3 separate regions of the Mus musculus genome follow, and regions 1 and 2 are each linked to region 3. The links are chromatin loops, found by intact Hi-C in ENCODE. Cell type or tissue: left cerebral cortex. All regions are shown on one strand.

Region 1 (5,000 bases), 360 kb after region 3:
TTTGTGAGTGTCTTTAATGTACAAGACACTTACCCGAAGCTGTTAATTCAAACTGTGTACACACAGTAAAATCCAAGACAGTAAAGCAAGCATAGCTACACCTCAATGTTTTCCTTCCAGCAGCCATCAGCTGACCTGGAATTTGACCGTGTGGTAATTTATACAACCTGCCTTCGTGTGGTGAGGACGACCTTCGAGAGATGCGAACTGGTTAGAAAGATCTTCCAAAACCATCGAGTAAAGTTTGAAGAGAAAAACATAGCTCTAAACGGTGACTATGGGAAAGAGTTGGATGAACGGTGCAGGAGAGTCTCCGAAGCTCCTTCCCTTCCTGTTGTCTTCATTGATGGCCATTATCTTGGGGTAAGTATACCACAGAAGAAAACTGCCTTTGCGTATGTCTCACCTATGAACTGTATGAAAAGATGACCTGTGACATGACCACTCGGACATTTGCTGTTTGGATGAGCTCAGGCCTAAGGGTTTGGATTCTTATTCTATTCCAAATGATGTGCTGCTGTGTCGTTCATCCTTGCAGAATAACAGTGAGATGAAGTCAGTGTGAAATTGCTTTGTTGAATAACGGTACATTCCTGACATGCTCAATTAACTTTGACTTCTAAAAACTGACCCAAGATAGAACTACGTTTTTTAGTGTAAATCAAAATTTGAGTATTTTTAAGAGAAACATTTGTAAATTTTAATTCTCCATATTCAAATAATCAAATAATTTCTGGCCCAATGACACAAATACGACATGACTGAAATGAAGTCTGGAGCCAAAATTATATCCAATTATTGTTTAATATCATTTTTGAGTTTATTAATAATGGGAGTGTGACTTAGATTCACACAAAGCAATAAGCAGAGAGAATCCAATTTCCAGAAAAGCAACAAATCTGCCTCCTTCTTGCTCCTTGAATAACACTGTTAGTGTCCTTAACACCCTTGATCTCCAAACACACTTGGGTAAGACACCCCAGGATGAGAACAAAAAGCCTAAAGGTATAGCAACCACTGAGTCGTGTAGCCAGCCAACTGATCCCTTATCAGAGATCAAAGATTTTCAAACCTTAGAAGGATGCTTGGGTCTTGATCATGCTCGGCATCTGATCTTAACTTTTAACATTGAGGGACTGAGGAAGAAAAAAAAATCTATATCTGGGAGATGTCTGATTTGCTTCAGGGAACTTGTGTCTATTAGACTGACTACAGGCATAGTTATTAAATGGAAAGGTAAATGTCAAGAATCCATGATTACATAGCTATGGTGACATGAAATTTCATTTTAATCAGAGCTGAAAAAGCACAGCATTTTGAAATGGAGGATTTTTGACTTGAAGTATTGATCTTCTATCTGTGTGTTTCACCATTTACTCTTAGGTTCCAGAACTATAATAGTGGCTGTGAGAGTGGTGTTAAGGATAAGGACAGTGATGGTGACACCTGATGTTGCCTTCTCAGCTTTCAGTTTGGCATATGTCTGATCCTTAGGATACTCAACTCTCAGCCCTCCTGTGGCTGCTGGATTAGAAGAAAACGATGGGCTCAGGCAGCCTTGTTTTAAATACCTGCTCTGATGAGTAAAAGCTTTGGATTCAAGTAACATAGCTGACCAAGGAGAATGAGTCTGGGTTAGCTCTGTCGGACATTCTGAACTCTTGCTTTGTGTAAGACTCCCTTGAGTAACGGGATTTTACTGTGTCCTAATAGCAATTAGAATAGGGCTTGACATGAGTAGATGTTCTAGTGAACTTAGATTGGCTACAGGACTTGGTTATGTAGCTTCATTATATCTATTTCTTCTTTCTCTGACTTCCTCCATAGACAAAGGAGGACAGAAGGTGATTGCTACAAATGAGGTGAAGATCTTTTCAGGCACCTGGAGAACATAACTTACAAGGATTACAGACTGTGGCTGAGGATGTAGTTGGCAGAGTGCTTGCCTAGTGTGCACAAAGACCTCATTACTGCATAAATTGGGTACAATGGTAGAGGTCTGAAATTCTAGCATTTACACTTGGGAGGAGGAAGCAGGAGGATGCAGAATTTCAAGGCCCTTAATTGCATAGTGAGTTTGAGGCCAATCTGGGACTCATAAAACTCCATTTTAAAATACAATAATAGAAAGCAACAGGCAACAAAGATAGATGGAAATTTGCTTTTAACTAGGGAAGCATTCTGATAATGTAAAAATTTCCCAACTTACTGTGTAAGTTCAATTTCAGTGGAACTGTATAAAGTTAATGGACAGCTTCGGGCAACATCAGGTATAAGGTGAGCTTCGCTCATATGCTGTTCTTGATCCATTCTATTGCATTCAGAATCCAGAATACCTAAGCTGTGCATGCTAGTGAGGCAGTGCACCAGGCTGTGATACCTGTCTCGCCATTTGTTTTTCAGTTGGAGGGACAGAAGGTGATTGCTACAAATGAGGTCAGGATCCTGGCTCTTTCCCAGTTGAGTTTTCCCTCTGATCTCTTTATGTGCACACTCAGCATCTAGGAGAGAAAGGCCACAGGGGTAACTCTGGTGCTTCTGGATTGTAAAATGCTGCTCTGCACCTGGAAGGAGTGAGTCAAGTTCTGAGTAACTTGTGCAATCACTCTCCTCCAAACCCAAGCAGCTGTTGTTTGAATCTCGATGAAGAAGCATCAGTGGCATTACAGTGCACTAAGATGGGTTTCCTCTGCACGATTCATGGATCTGAAATGGAAGGATGCCCTCTGCTGGGTTTTGGCAGAGTAGAAAACATTAACTTTTAGGGAGGAAAATTCGGCTGCTGCCCTAGTAAGTTGGTGATTTCCCTAACATCTGTGGTGTTTTGAACAGCTACATGAAACCACTTAAGTTAGCTTGAAATTAGGTGAGTGAGAAGAATTGGGATTTGGGAATCATCTATATGATTGAGGAGGGAGAAATGGAATAGCTAGAGAAAGGGAGAGAGACAAGGACAGAGGTAGATGGAGACAGACTGTGGGCAGTGAGGTAGGGCAAGGAGAGTGGAGAGCAGGGCAGTCATTGGTAACATCCTTGCTAATCTACCATCATCGCCAAGCCCCAGGTGGATGCTGTTGCCTGAATTCATTGTGTTCTTCCAAGGGAAGTCAGTGAGCTCATGAGCAAGAGAGGAAGAATCTATTAAAATATTTTTCTTCAGTTTTTTACTCTAATAAGCTAAAAGCCGAAGCTGGAGACAATGGAACACTTAATTACTTTAGGAAATAAATTTTGCAGAGTGTTTTTTGCAAATGGGGTAGTGGGGGTGCGTTCTGCTCAGAACTGGCTTAAGCAATTCTTCTGGTGTTTTGGCATCAGACTATAATCTCATAAAAAGATTATGTTCGATCTAATACCTTAGTCATAGGTAAACTTAGACGCTCCACCAAGAAACAGGCTAGAAATCATGATTTTTCTGGACCAATCATCAAATCTACAATGGAAACTAGCAGACTTCATATTGGAATGAGGCTACAAACAAGAATGAACATAAGGGGTATCATGACAAGATTGCAAATACAATAAATTTAATACTAGTTCTCAAGTAAGAAAAGAGGGAACTTTTTTTAAATTAGGTATTTTCTTCATTTACATTTCCAGTGCTATCCCAAAAGTCCCCCATACCCTCTCCCCCAACTCCCCTACCCACCCACTCCCACTTCTTGGCCCTGGCATTCCCCTGTACTGAGGCATATAAAATTTGCAAGACCAATGGGCCTCTCTTTCCACTGATAGCCGACTAGGCCATCTTCTGATACATACGCAGCTAGAGACAAGAGCTCCGGGGTACTGGTTAGTTCATATTGTTGTTCCACCTATAGGGTTGCGGATCCCTTTAGCTCCTTGGATACTTTCTCTAGCTCCTCCATTGGGGGCTCTGTGATCCATCCAATAGCTGACTGTGAGCATCCAATTCTGTGTTTGCTAGGCCCCGGCATAGACTCACAAGGGACAGCTATATCTGGGTCCTTTCAGCAAAATCTTGCTAGTGTATGCAATGGTGTCAGCGTTTGGAGGCTAATTATGGGATGGATCCCCGGGTATGGCAGACTCTAGATGGTCCATCCTTTCATAAGAGGGAACTTTTTGAAGCCCTGTTAGTATCTCCCACCCCTCAGATCCTCTCAGATTACACCTGAGTTTGGAATCTGGTATGACAGATATTAAATGAAAATACAGAAGAACTTAATTATTAAGTTTTGTGAAGGGAAATGCACACAGGATTCTCACATGGAATCTGGAGTCAGATTTGGATGAAACCTTCGATGTCTTCTTGTCTACTCTTTGCTTCATTCTCAGAATCCTTTTTATATACCCCTGAGCATTTGGCAGTCCTATACTTGATTTATTAATGAGTCTGTGGAATTATTTTACATAGTGAATGCACTGCATGCATTCCCACTTGTAATGAACCAGGGTTCCAAGTTCTTTATATCATTACTGTTGTAGTTAAGTTTTAAAAATGCTGCTGCTGCTGCTACTACTACTAATTACTGCCATTCCAGTGTTTGTCAAATGACATATTTTAAAATATTGCTTTAAGATTTATTTATTTTATTTTATGAATATAACTGTTTTGTCTACATATATGTATGTGCACCCCATCCATGCATTATACCCATAGTGGTAATAAAATGGCACAGGATCTCCAGGAACAGCTGTTACTGTAGTTGTGAATCACTACGTGGGTGCTTTGGAACAGAACCTGGGTCCTCTGCAAGGATAACAACTACTCTTAACTACTGGTTTCTTCAGCCTCCTTGAAATGGTATCTTAATTTTTTTGTTGTTTTAAATTCTTATTAGTATTAGCATATGTTAACTATACAAAGTAGTATGTTTTATTTACATAGCATTTTCAGATATGTATTTCATATGTTTGGACCATAGCAATATTAAACAGTCAAGTGTTAACAATAATGTTTTCACTCTATCACGTTTTATTACCTTATTTATTTAAATAAATTTAACAAATTTATGTATTTTTTGTACTGGCTGGTT
Region 2 (5,000 bases), 190 kb after region 3:
TCTCTCCACATCTCTACGGGAGGCAAAGTTCACTTCAGTGGTTTCTAAAAATGCCAATTTGTGGTTTTTCTGTTTTCATTCTGTGAAGCATTTAATGCTCTGGCAAGATGGGGCAATGAAGCAGATTGAAGTACTTGCTTCTAAGTAGAAATAAAAAGCCAAATTTAACCAATGTAACAAGTCACCTTTTGTATTAAGAACACCCGTTAAGTGTTGGTATTGAAATAACCTCATGTAAAATTATGTGTTTCTAGTAATGGATTTTTTTCTTTTTTTAAAAAAGAAAACATATCTGGACTTAGCCAAATGAAAAGTTTTCAGTTTGAAATTGATTCCTTGAATTTGTCTGGAAATTTTGTTGACATATGAATCCTGGTAGGTTGCAAATCTTAGTTATTTTGAGCAGCTTTGCTTGAATAAACCATGAGCACCTGCAGGGGATAGTGTGCAAAGCTTCTGCTGTCTTGTTCTCTAATACACAAAGCCTAACTCCTTTCCACTTTTACTCTAAAATGTAAGTGTCCATGCCAGCTGCGTTGTTTCCAAGGCTACCCAGGCACCACTGACCTTGTGCTCAACAGATGACTAAACCTTTCCAGTGCCCTCTTTGCACTTCTATTACTGCCACTGTAAAATCTGTCTGTCTGTCTGTCTGTCTGTGTGTATTATGTATATGACACACATATATGTATTTTTATGCGTGTCTGCAATTTAATTTTTATCTATTGTCAAGCTCTCACCCACTCCCCCCTCATGTGGCTTGATCATGAGCTGCTCCAAGAACCTTGTTTCTTTGCCTTCATTATCTTTCCTGCTTCCTTTGGATGCGAAACTTCTCTGCATGGCCCCCCATGGCCTCCCCCTTCTCGTGTGCTGCTTTTCTGTACCTGGGTCCCTCACAACCATGATTATCAGTTATCTGCATTTCCATTATTTTAGAATCTGTACTACTACCATTTTCTGCTGCTTAGACATCCCATCCTCTTCATTTACAAAAGCCTCATTAGTCTTTCAAAGATACCAAACCACCCACAAAACTTTCCATCCCAAACTTATGCTGTCTACAAGAAGTGCAGGGACTGGGGATGTAGCAGAGACTGAGGGAATGGGCGACCAATAATGGCCTAACCCGAGACCCATAACATGGGCACACACCAATCCCTGACACTGTTAATGATATTCGGTTATGCTTTTAGACAGGAGTCTAGCATGGCTGTCCTCTGAGAGTCTCTTCCCAGTAACTGACTTAGACAGGTACAGATACCCACAGCCGAGCAGTAGGTGGAGCTTGGGGACTCTTATGGAAGAATAGGAGGAAGGATTGCAATCCCTAAGGGGATAGGAACTCCACAGAAAGACCATCAGAGTCAACTAACCTGGACCCTTGGGGCTCTCAGAGAATGAACCACCAACCAAAGAACATGCACAGGCTGGACTTAGGCCTCCCTGCACACATGTAACAGATGTGCAGCTTGGTCTTCATGTGGATCCCAAACAACTGGAATAGAGACTATCCCAAAAGCTGTTGGCTGTACATGGGATATGTTCTTCTAGCTGGGATGCCTTATCTGGCCTCAGTGGGAGAGGATGCACCCAGCTTCATGGAGACTTGATGTGCCAGGGTAGGGGTATATCTAGGGAGCCCGTACCATCTCAGAGGAGGAGGGGATGAGGATGGGGGGAGGGATTGTGGGAGGAGGTGACCAGGAGGGGGCAGTGAGCAGGATGTAAAGTGAATACGTTAATAATAATAATAGTAACACTACTACTACTACTAAAGAATTACTTCTTAAAAAAGAAATAAACTTGTGGATGATATGTTAAATGAAAACTCTCTCTCCTCCCACAACCTAAGCAGACATGCCTAAGTTTGGAAGTAGCTTTGTCCCCACGCCATTATTGTGACACTCAATTTCTCTGTGATCCAATTTTCTATGTATCTACCTAGCTAGATTTCCTCCTCCACCTCCATGTACAGTGCTTAATACAATCCCTGATGCATTTAGATGCTACCTACCTAAATGATTATTAGTTTAGTATTATTATGCTAAATATTCTCTTAGAGCCCACTTCTGTTCCTGCTAACCATGCATATCAAATAGCTAATATAGATGATAGGAGGCCACAGTAATTGTATTTATTTGATAAACATTCTATTGTTGTAGGAAATAAAAATAAGTATGAAAATGGTATTTTGTGTCCTGGCACACCTTATAGTCTTTAATTTCATTATTGAATAAAAATGTATAATAAAGGTGTGGTAGAGGCTGGGTAGAGAACAAGCTGCCTGCTTACAGGCAGGAGTCTAGCATGGCTGTCCATGTCTTTGACATGTGAAAGATGCCCAATCCTTTTAGGAACATAAGGATCTCTCTCTCTCTCCCTCTCTCTCTCCCTCTCTCTCTTTCTCCCTCTTTCTCCCTCTCTCCCCCTCTTTCTCTCTCCCCCTCCCATTAATTAATTAATTAATTAATTAGCTTCTGCTTCTGCTGATATTCTAAGCACATTGTAACATGGAATGTCATTTCAAATGGGATGGGATCAAAAGGTACAACAGTTATTTAGTCAGTACCAGGTGGTCATTCCTGGAAACATGCATGTAAGTAGTGTTGTATAGACTTTGCAGGTTGTATATATGTATTTACAAATTGTGTATGTGTGTTTACAACCATATATGTATGTAACAACAATTAATAGAAGAAGTGATCATGAGTTTGAAAGAGAGCAAGAAATGCTATACAGTAGGGCTTGGTGATGGGTGGAAGGCGGTAATGAGGTAATTATATTATAATCGTAAAAAATAAAATAAATGTAAAAAAAAGAGCAAAACTATATCATGAATTGTGTGGTATTGGGATTAGGTACAAAAATCAAAATATCCTTTTGTTAGAAAGAAGAAAGACAAATACTGGGGGAGGAGCCGGTGTCTAATGTCTACTACAGGTGTTCCTTACCTCTTCACTAGAGTGTGAAATCAAGTGTTGCAGAGGCTCCGCCTTGTGGTTCTCCCACTATGGTGTCTGTGTCCTGGGGCTCTCCTGCTATTCCCGTTCCTCTTCTTCCATCTTCACAATTAACCTCTCCTTATATCATCTCTCCATCACCACCCAGTGGATTTAGGGAAGTCCTGCCACAAAACCAGCTGCTACTTCATCTCAGGCTAATGACTTGAACTAACCAATATTTACAGTTTTCTTACAAAAGTTTCACATTTTACCCAAATAACTTGGAGTTTATTGGAAAATTAATATCTCTAGGTAATAAGTAAATAAATCTACTTTAAAGCCACAAAACATGATTTTTAATTGTGCTGTAAAAGTATCTCCAATTTATAAATTCAAGTGATGCAAACAGCAGTTCACATCTTCATCTTGGAAAAAGAAAGATCTACTGCCAAATAACATTTCATCTTGTTCTTAGAGGTTGACAACAAGGAATCCTTTCCTTATTTAGAAAAAAATGAGATAACATGATCATACCGTGTGGAAAGAGAACATGTGTTTCCTTCAGACATCCTTTAATAATGTCAGCTGCCATTCACCTTATACCTTCTATTTCATTTGGAAACATCTCAATGTCTACATGTATCTTTTCAAAAGCATAGAAGTCCATGAGATGATTTATCTTTTTACAATAGGAAACTCTAAAAAAGAGAGAGAAAGAGGGTGGAGAAATCCATCGGAGGGCAAAGACAAGTGTCTCAAACAGTGAAGATGGAGAAGCTCCTGCACTTTGCAGGGAGCCAGAGCCAGAGTCTGTAACAGGAGAGGAAGTCATCTGGAAAATGGCCTCTCTCACACATTGTAAGGCAGCCTCTCAGGGAAGAGTATCGGGTTTAGTAGCCTTTGCTGGGTTCTTGTTTCTGTGGCTTTGAGACGAGGTCTGTGATAGAATCAAGCTATTGTTTCATAGTTTCCCACCCACTGCTCACACACTGCTAAAGTCATCTTTACCCCAAAGTCTTGCTGACCACACTTCCCATAGCATCTTATGACACGAACATTCGGTGGACGGAGTAGATCAATAGCAGTCACTGCAGTATAGTGAAATATAAAACAGCTGAGTTGTGAACATTACAAAGTAGGCTATTTAACAGCTGGGTGTGGACACCATGGGCTCCAGAGGAGGCTGGAAATGAGGGGAGAAAAAAAGAGACCTAAACAGACACTGAAGTGCAAAAGCAGAATCAGATGTGTTCATAAAATAGAGGGATTGGAAAGCCAACAGCAACACAGGAGATAGCAACTGTGTCAGCTCAGAAATTAGGGAGCCTAGTTCTGGCTTCACCAACTACTTGTGTAATGTGGGAAAAAAGTCACTTTACCCTTAAAATAGCTTTGTTGTAAAATCATTCATTCTGCATAATACTCAAGTATTTACAATATAGTTATAACTGTGGCATATTAATTGAACTGTACAAAAACTATCACCATATAATTTCATGTGTCTCATCCCTCTGATAGGAATCCCATTCCCTATTTCTTCAGCCACTGAAATAGGAACATACTTTCTGATTCTAGACATTTATCCATTCTATGCAGTACTTTAAAAATGAATCTGTACATTAAATGATTTTTTTTTACATTAAATGATTTTTATGACTGCTTTTTTTCACTTACTACAATGGTATTTTTAGGCTCATACATTTTGTAGTGTGTATGGATATTTTCTTTATTTTATTACCAAATAATATTCCACTACATTTTGTTTCCAAGCATGCTGGTCGGTAAGTGTTTTGTTATTTCCTCATTCAGAGAGTGTGGATAATGCTGTTATCAGGATGAGCGCAGAAGGCTTTATGGCCAATTGCTGTTTCTTCAGCCACAAAAGAAAACTCAGAGTTTATGCTGTATGTTGTCATATTTGATAATAGTTAGTTTATATTTCTTATTAATTTATGACATGAGTGTATAATGTACACATCTTTTTCATTTAATGTTTCTGATAACACAACTAGCAAAAGCATATTTCAGTTCTGGCTTTCAACTGATAAATAGATG
Region 3 (5,000 bases):
CTGAAGACTGAATCCTTTCTGTAAGCATCTCAGATCTGATGAGAAAAGAACCCAGACACTAAATATTAAGCATCTTCATGTCTGGCTTCTGGAGAGAAATGTCATTCAAGATAATAAAGAAAATAAGGTGTTCCCATATTCGCATAACCTCCCGTTATAAAGTGCAACAACGGAGAAGGTTAAATTAGGTTATGGAAACAAAAACTGCTTATGCTAAGAGTGGACAGAGCACAGATGGTCCCAGCCACATGGAGCTTGCTTGGACTCGTAGGGAGGCAGAGGGGACAATAGTGACAGCGTTGTTTATTCACAGCCTGCTAAGGTGTGTAAAGAGAATATGTGAATGTCATATGAGGTGACAGGACATGTGGCTGTTCATGAGAGATGGAGATAGATATGTGAAGAAGTCCTAGGCTAATGAAGAGCCGAGCATGGAGAATTCCACTGGGACGAACGGCATGGAACTAATAATAAGGCCCCAGAGGAGAAATGAAAGATGGCCTCTGGAGGAAGAAAGAAAAAGTCGCTCAAGGCAGAGTAGTGATGTAGGTGAGGGATGGCGGAAGTCAGGGAGGTGGTGTGACTTGCAATCCAGGGCAGCATGCTGGCATATCAGTTAAGACACAAACCAGGAGCTGGGCAGAAATCTGAGGCAGCACTGCATGAGAGGGGCTGTGACAGTCTGGGCAGGAGAAATGCAGGTGTAAGTTAACTTCAGTAGATACCCCAGCTGTGTTGTAAGTCAGTCCTAAGATGGGCAGGAGCTCTCTTACCAACAGAGCGAAGTCATAGCTATCTGAGGAAGGAGAGAGGCATTCTCTAACACTATAAGCAAGGAAGACATTTTGACTGCTGATATAACACTTTGAGATCATTCTGCACTGGTCTGCTCTACCCTCCCTATTTGTTATATCTACAAGGCTTTCGTTCCTCCTTAAGGGTTTCCCCAACTCTGTCCTCGATATATTCTGCAATTTCTTCTAGTTTTAATATCTAAATTCTGTTTAGTCTAACAGTACCCCAAATCCCCCTCCTATTTGGGGTGGGGGACACAGAAAAATAGACTCAGTAAAATCACAGCAGAGAGTTCTTCAAATCTAGGAAAAAGATATAAGCATCTGGACACAGAGGCATTGAGGACATTAACACATGTAAAATAAAATAAATCTAAAAAAAAAATCATGTAAGTAAAAACATGAGGGGACTAACCATGAAGGAAATTCATTCCGAGACGTATTCATTAGTGCTCACCTCCTAGGGACAGATAGCACTGAGGTCACTTACGTGGTTATTCTGGAGATTGTCCAGCAACGACGGGTCATTAAAGGTTTTTTCATCTCCAAACTGTGAGCTCTGCCTAAAGGGAAAAACAAAGCAAAGTTGGTTCACTTGTATAGGCCTAACTCACCCACTGCTAGTGATGAGTGATTACTCTCAATCCATTCCAATAACTGATCTATTCCTTAATTCAGGTCAGACTGGAAGGGACCTATGTTCTTTTCAGTTCCATCTCCAAACTCAACACATAGTCTAGTGCAGTAGTGATTAACATGTGGGTTGTGACCCTTTGAGAGGTCCAACAGCCCTTTCACAGGGGCCACGTATTAGATAGCCTGAATATCAGATATTTACACAGTGGCAAAATGACAGTTATGAAGAATCAAGAAAAGTAATTTTATCGTTGGAGGGGTCACCGTAATGTAAGGAGCTGTATAAAATCAATGCAGCATTACGAAGGTTGAGAGCCACTTAGTCTAGTTATCTTTCCCCAGGAAGAGCTGTACAGCAGGTTCCTCTAGGCAAAGATTGGAAGGCAGACTGTCCTCCAAATTCGTGCCCCTCTAACAACAGGCCTGTGGCTAGCCAGTCACTCTTAGACCTTGCTTAACCTCTAATTTCTGCTATCCCCAGCCTTTCTGACTATAATATAGTCCAGTCATTCTCCCATGACCACGTATGTTCCTGTCTCAGGTCCCTGGAGAGATGAGATTTCTTCTTGTATTCTAGAATTAGTTTTTGCTTAGTGCATAGCTTCGGGATGGGGTAAAGTCTAGATCCAAGACTGATGTAGCCCGTGGGCGGTTACTTTTAGTTCTCACATGCTACAATGTTATAATGTGACCTCGGTCCTCCAACTCCATAGCTCTTCCTTCTTAGCAGACCGGAAGGTCATACACCCTGCTCTTGGGCAGCCTGGAACCATTCTCATTCACTCTCCGGTGAGACATTCACAAGGCTCTCTGCATTTCATTCTTTACATCCCTCGATCTCCTACTGGCATTTTCCACAAAGTGGCTTGCTTCTTTTGCCTTCCAAAAGTCAGGAGTGTGTTTCAGAACTTGGACCACTAGGTGGCAGGTCCTCCCTTCACGCCTCTGCTCCAGCCCAGTTTTCTCTGGCTCATAAACCTTTCCAAATGGAATAGGGTTTGAAAGGAGACTTCTTGGCATTCTTCCCTTAAGTTGGTCCAAGGAACGAAACCCATGGGGGACCACAGGGCAAGAGCTCTCCAGCCACAGGGAGATTACTGCTGGTATAGGTGATCTGCCAGGCTAAATGGTACAAAACCATAGAAACACGGCTAATCATTGTCCTATAAGGTCTGGACTGATGCTTGGCTTTTAACAAAGCAGTGATCTGACTGCTGGGGCCAGAAAGTCCTTCAGCTGAGGATACATTTGAACACATAAAGCTGCATAATAATTACCTTATGGCAATTATCACAGAGAAGCTGAGTCGCAGCTCTGGGAGAACTCATCTTTCTATTCAAATGATTCAGTTTTTAAAATGATAAAAATCTCAGTCCCAGGAGAAAGGTGTATTTTTCTCTCTTTAATACTTCCATGACTAGTGTGGATTAAAACAAAACAACACCCCATTGGTCTTGGAGTCTCTTCAGGTTTGGAGGCCGGGTGAACGGGAGCCACTGGCACATGCTCCCCGAGATATTGTGTGACAGACTGGATGTAAAGAAAGAGCAGTTGAGAGAGCACTTGCACAATGTGTCGGCCTGGACAAGCTCACTGCCCACTGTACAGCACCCGTGTAGAGGCTGGCTTCCTGATCCGTGCCACATCTCCCGGACGACCTGAGGCAGAGCTCCTTTGGTAGCGCAAGTCAGTTTTCTGAGGCAATGAACACGGTTGTACAAAGCCTGTTTGCTCAGCATCCTCTCTGACTCAGGGGCTGATCTCTTCCCTAACCTAGTGGACCTGCCTCAGCTTAAGGGCTTCTGGCCCCAGCAGTCAGAGAACTGTTTTTTAAAAGAGTCTGTACCTCTAGGATTTTTTTAAGGTCCTGTTCATTGGTAGTCAAAACTGCTTGCTGGTAGATTTAATTTTTTTAGTAATGAGTTTGTTACTCAGAGTAGTTAAGTCCAAGAATTTGAATGGGTGATTAAATGCACTGTTTTGGCTAGATAATGGTTGGTTTTGATCAAAGTAAATGAGACTCAGTTTCCTGGGTGACTGCAAGTATTTCTGAAAGCAATTACAAAAGAGGAGTTCTAAAATGCTGTGTGAGAGTCTGCACTGCTGAAGAAAGAGCCTGCCAAGGGGACTCCTTTGAAGACTGATGCTAATGGAGATGGGTTAGCTCTCATTATTCTAAGGGCACGCCTGGAAGAATGCTCTACCCAGCCTACCTTCTACAGCAGAATAAATAAATGCCACTCACGCCACACATAATTATAGGCTAGGTAAAATGAGAAAATAACCAAGCAGAAAAGAGAAACTTGTTCAACCTGCAGATACTATAATAATACAAAAAAACAAAACAAAAACAAAAACAAAAAACCACTGAACGACTGCAGGGCCAGCTCTAAGGCAAGCTCTCTGTCACCCCACTGTCATTTACTTGAAAAATAACAAGAACATAACGTGTGACTGTATCAAGAAGTTAAGAAAAAACAAACATATCTACTTAGATTTGCTTCAGAATAATAAGGGTAGAAAGGCACAGGAGGGATAAGGGTGACCCAGGGCATAGCCTGTTAAAATAACTGATGGGGACATTTGTTCATTCTGCTTATATTTAAACTTTCCAAAATAATTTTTTAAGAGAAAATGATTATGAATATTTGTGGGTTTTTGAAAGTAATCATGTGATAACTTATAATTACATGGATGTTTTTCTCTCTAGTCCTTCCAATATTGATACTATCAATTTAGATAATGGTTTTTAATAGAAAGGAATTGGTCTCCAAGTCTCCACGTTTGTTTATGGTTCTTGGCAACAACAGGAAACAGTGCCAATTCTAGAGTTAGTAGCTATGCACTGGGAAGTCATAATCTAGACAAATCACTTATATTAATACATTTTTAGAGGATTTCAGCTATTGCACAGTCTTTAATGCCAAGAGTATATTTGAAAGGGTCTTTAGAATGGACCAAATATAAACACATAATTTTCACATGTGGATTTTCTTAACATTTTTGTGGTGAGTGCCATTTCAAGCAGGACAATTAAACAGACAGCTACAAGCTTGCTACGTGGCATTCAGTCAACTTCACATTGCCAGACAAAGCTGCCAAGCAGCTATTGAGATGACTTCTAGAGTTTTGGAGAGAGTCTTCCATAGTCTCTCCTCCTGCAGCAGTAGCATAGAGCCACTGTCACATATGCAGAGCACAGGGTTCCACCACGGCCACAGTTGATCTTGGTTTTCTCAGCAATATAAAACCAATTAGATGAGGCCCTTGGAAGTATGGAGTCTTGTATGAGCTTCTGAGTTAGGGTTCCTCAACTCAGTCAAACGGTAGATGTTCAATTTGCCTCTCCTTAACAACCTCAGCAATTCAACTGAAATAAAATCAGTTAGGGCTTGAAATGCAAAGCTATCCCGTGCTCCAAAAGAAACACAAGTCTTTCAAGTCTACAGACGTGTGACGGCACTAACACACCTTTCATAATCAGGCTAAGCCAGGATTACCTCTGGCTCTCACCCATGTCCGCTGGTTGTGTTCTTGGGGAGACTACTTACAGGCTTCTCTCTATAAAAC

Evidence for each region. Peaks named below come from ENCODE experiments on the same cell type or tissue, not always from the same donor. Only the 100,000 strongest peaks of a DNase experiment are listed, where the experiment ranks them.
Region 1: it touches region 3 in a loop (12-fold over the local background); 17 of 42 quality-filtered maps call a loop at or near these places.
Region 2: it touches region 3 in a loop (4-fold over the local background); 11 of 42 quality-filtered maps call a loop at or near these places.

Annotation. Positions count from the first base shown.
Region 1 is chr5:68,110,192-68,115,191 of GRCm38, forward strand. It overlaps Grxcr1 (glutaredoxin, cysteine rich 1), which reads left to right. Exons shown (of 4, transcript NM_001018019.2): 2 at 121-363. Among named protein-coding and RNA genes, the nearest start is that of Grxcr1, 81 kb to the left of the region's middle. In left cerebral cortex, a CTCF peak has its summit at 2,724 (motif pointing left); DNase peaks (open chromatin) are centred at 2,704 and 4,666.
Region 2 is chr5:67,935,561-67,940,560 of GRCm38, forward strand. 4930425K10Rik (RIKEN cDNA 4930425K10 gene) reads right to left here. Exons shown (of 4, transcript NR_038182.1): 2 at 2,955-3,127; 3 at 1-140. Among named protein-coding and RNA genes, the nearest start is that of Gm5108, 3.6 kb to the right of the region's middle. In left cerebral cortex, a CTCF peak has its summit at 3,119; a DNase peak (open chromatin) is centred at 3,048.
Region 3 is chr5:67,749,729-67,754,728 of GRCm38, forward strand. It overlaps Atp8a1 (ATPase, aminophospholipid transporter (APLT), class I, type 8A, member 1), which reads right to left. Exons shown (of 37, transcript NM_001038999.2): 16 at 1,285-1,357. Among named protein-coding and RNA genes, the nearest start is that of Gm46914, 49 kb to the left of the region's middle. In left cerebral cortex, a CTCF peak has its summit at 2,343 (motif pointing right); DNase peaks (open chromatin) are centred at 2,365, 3,123 and 3,488; H3K27ac peaks cover 632 bases.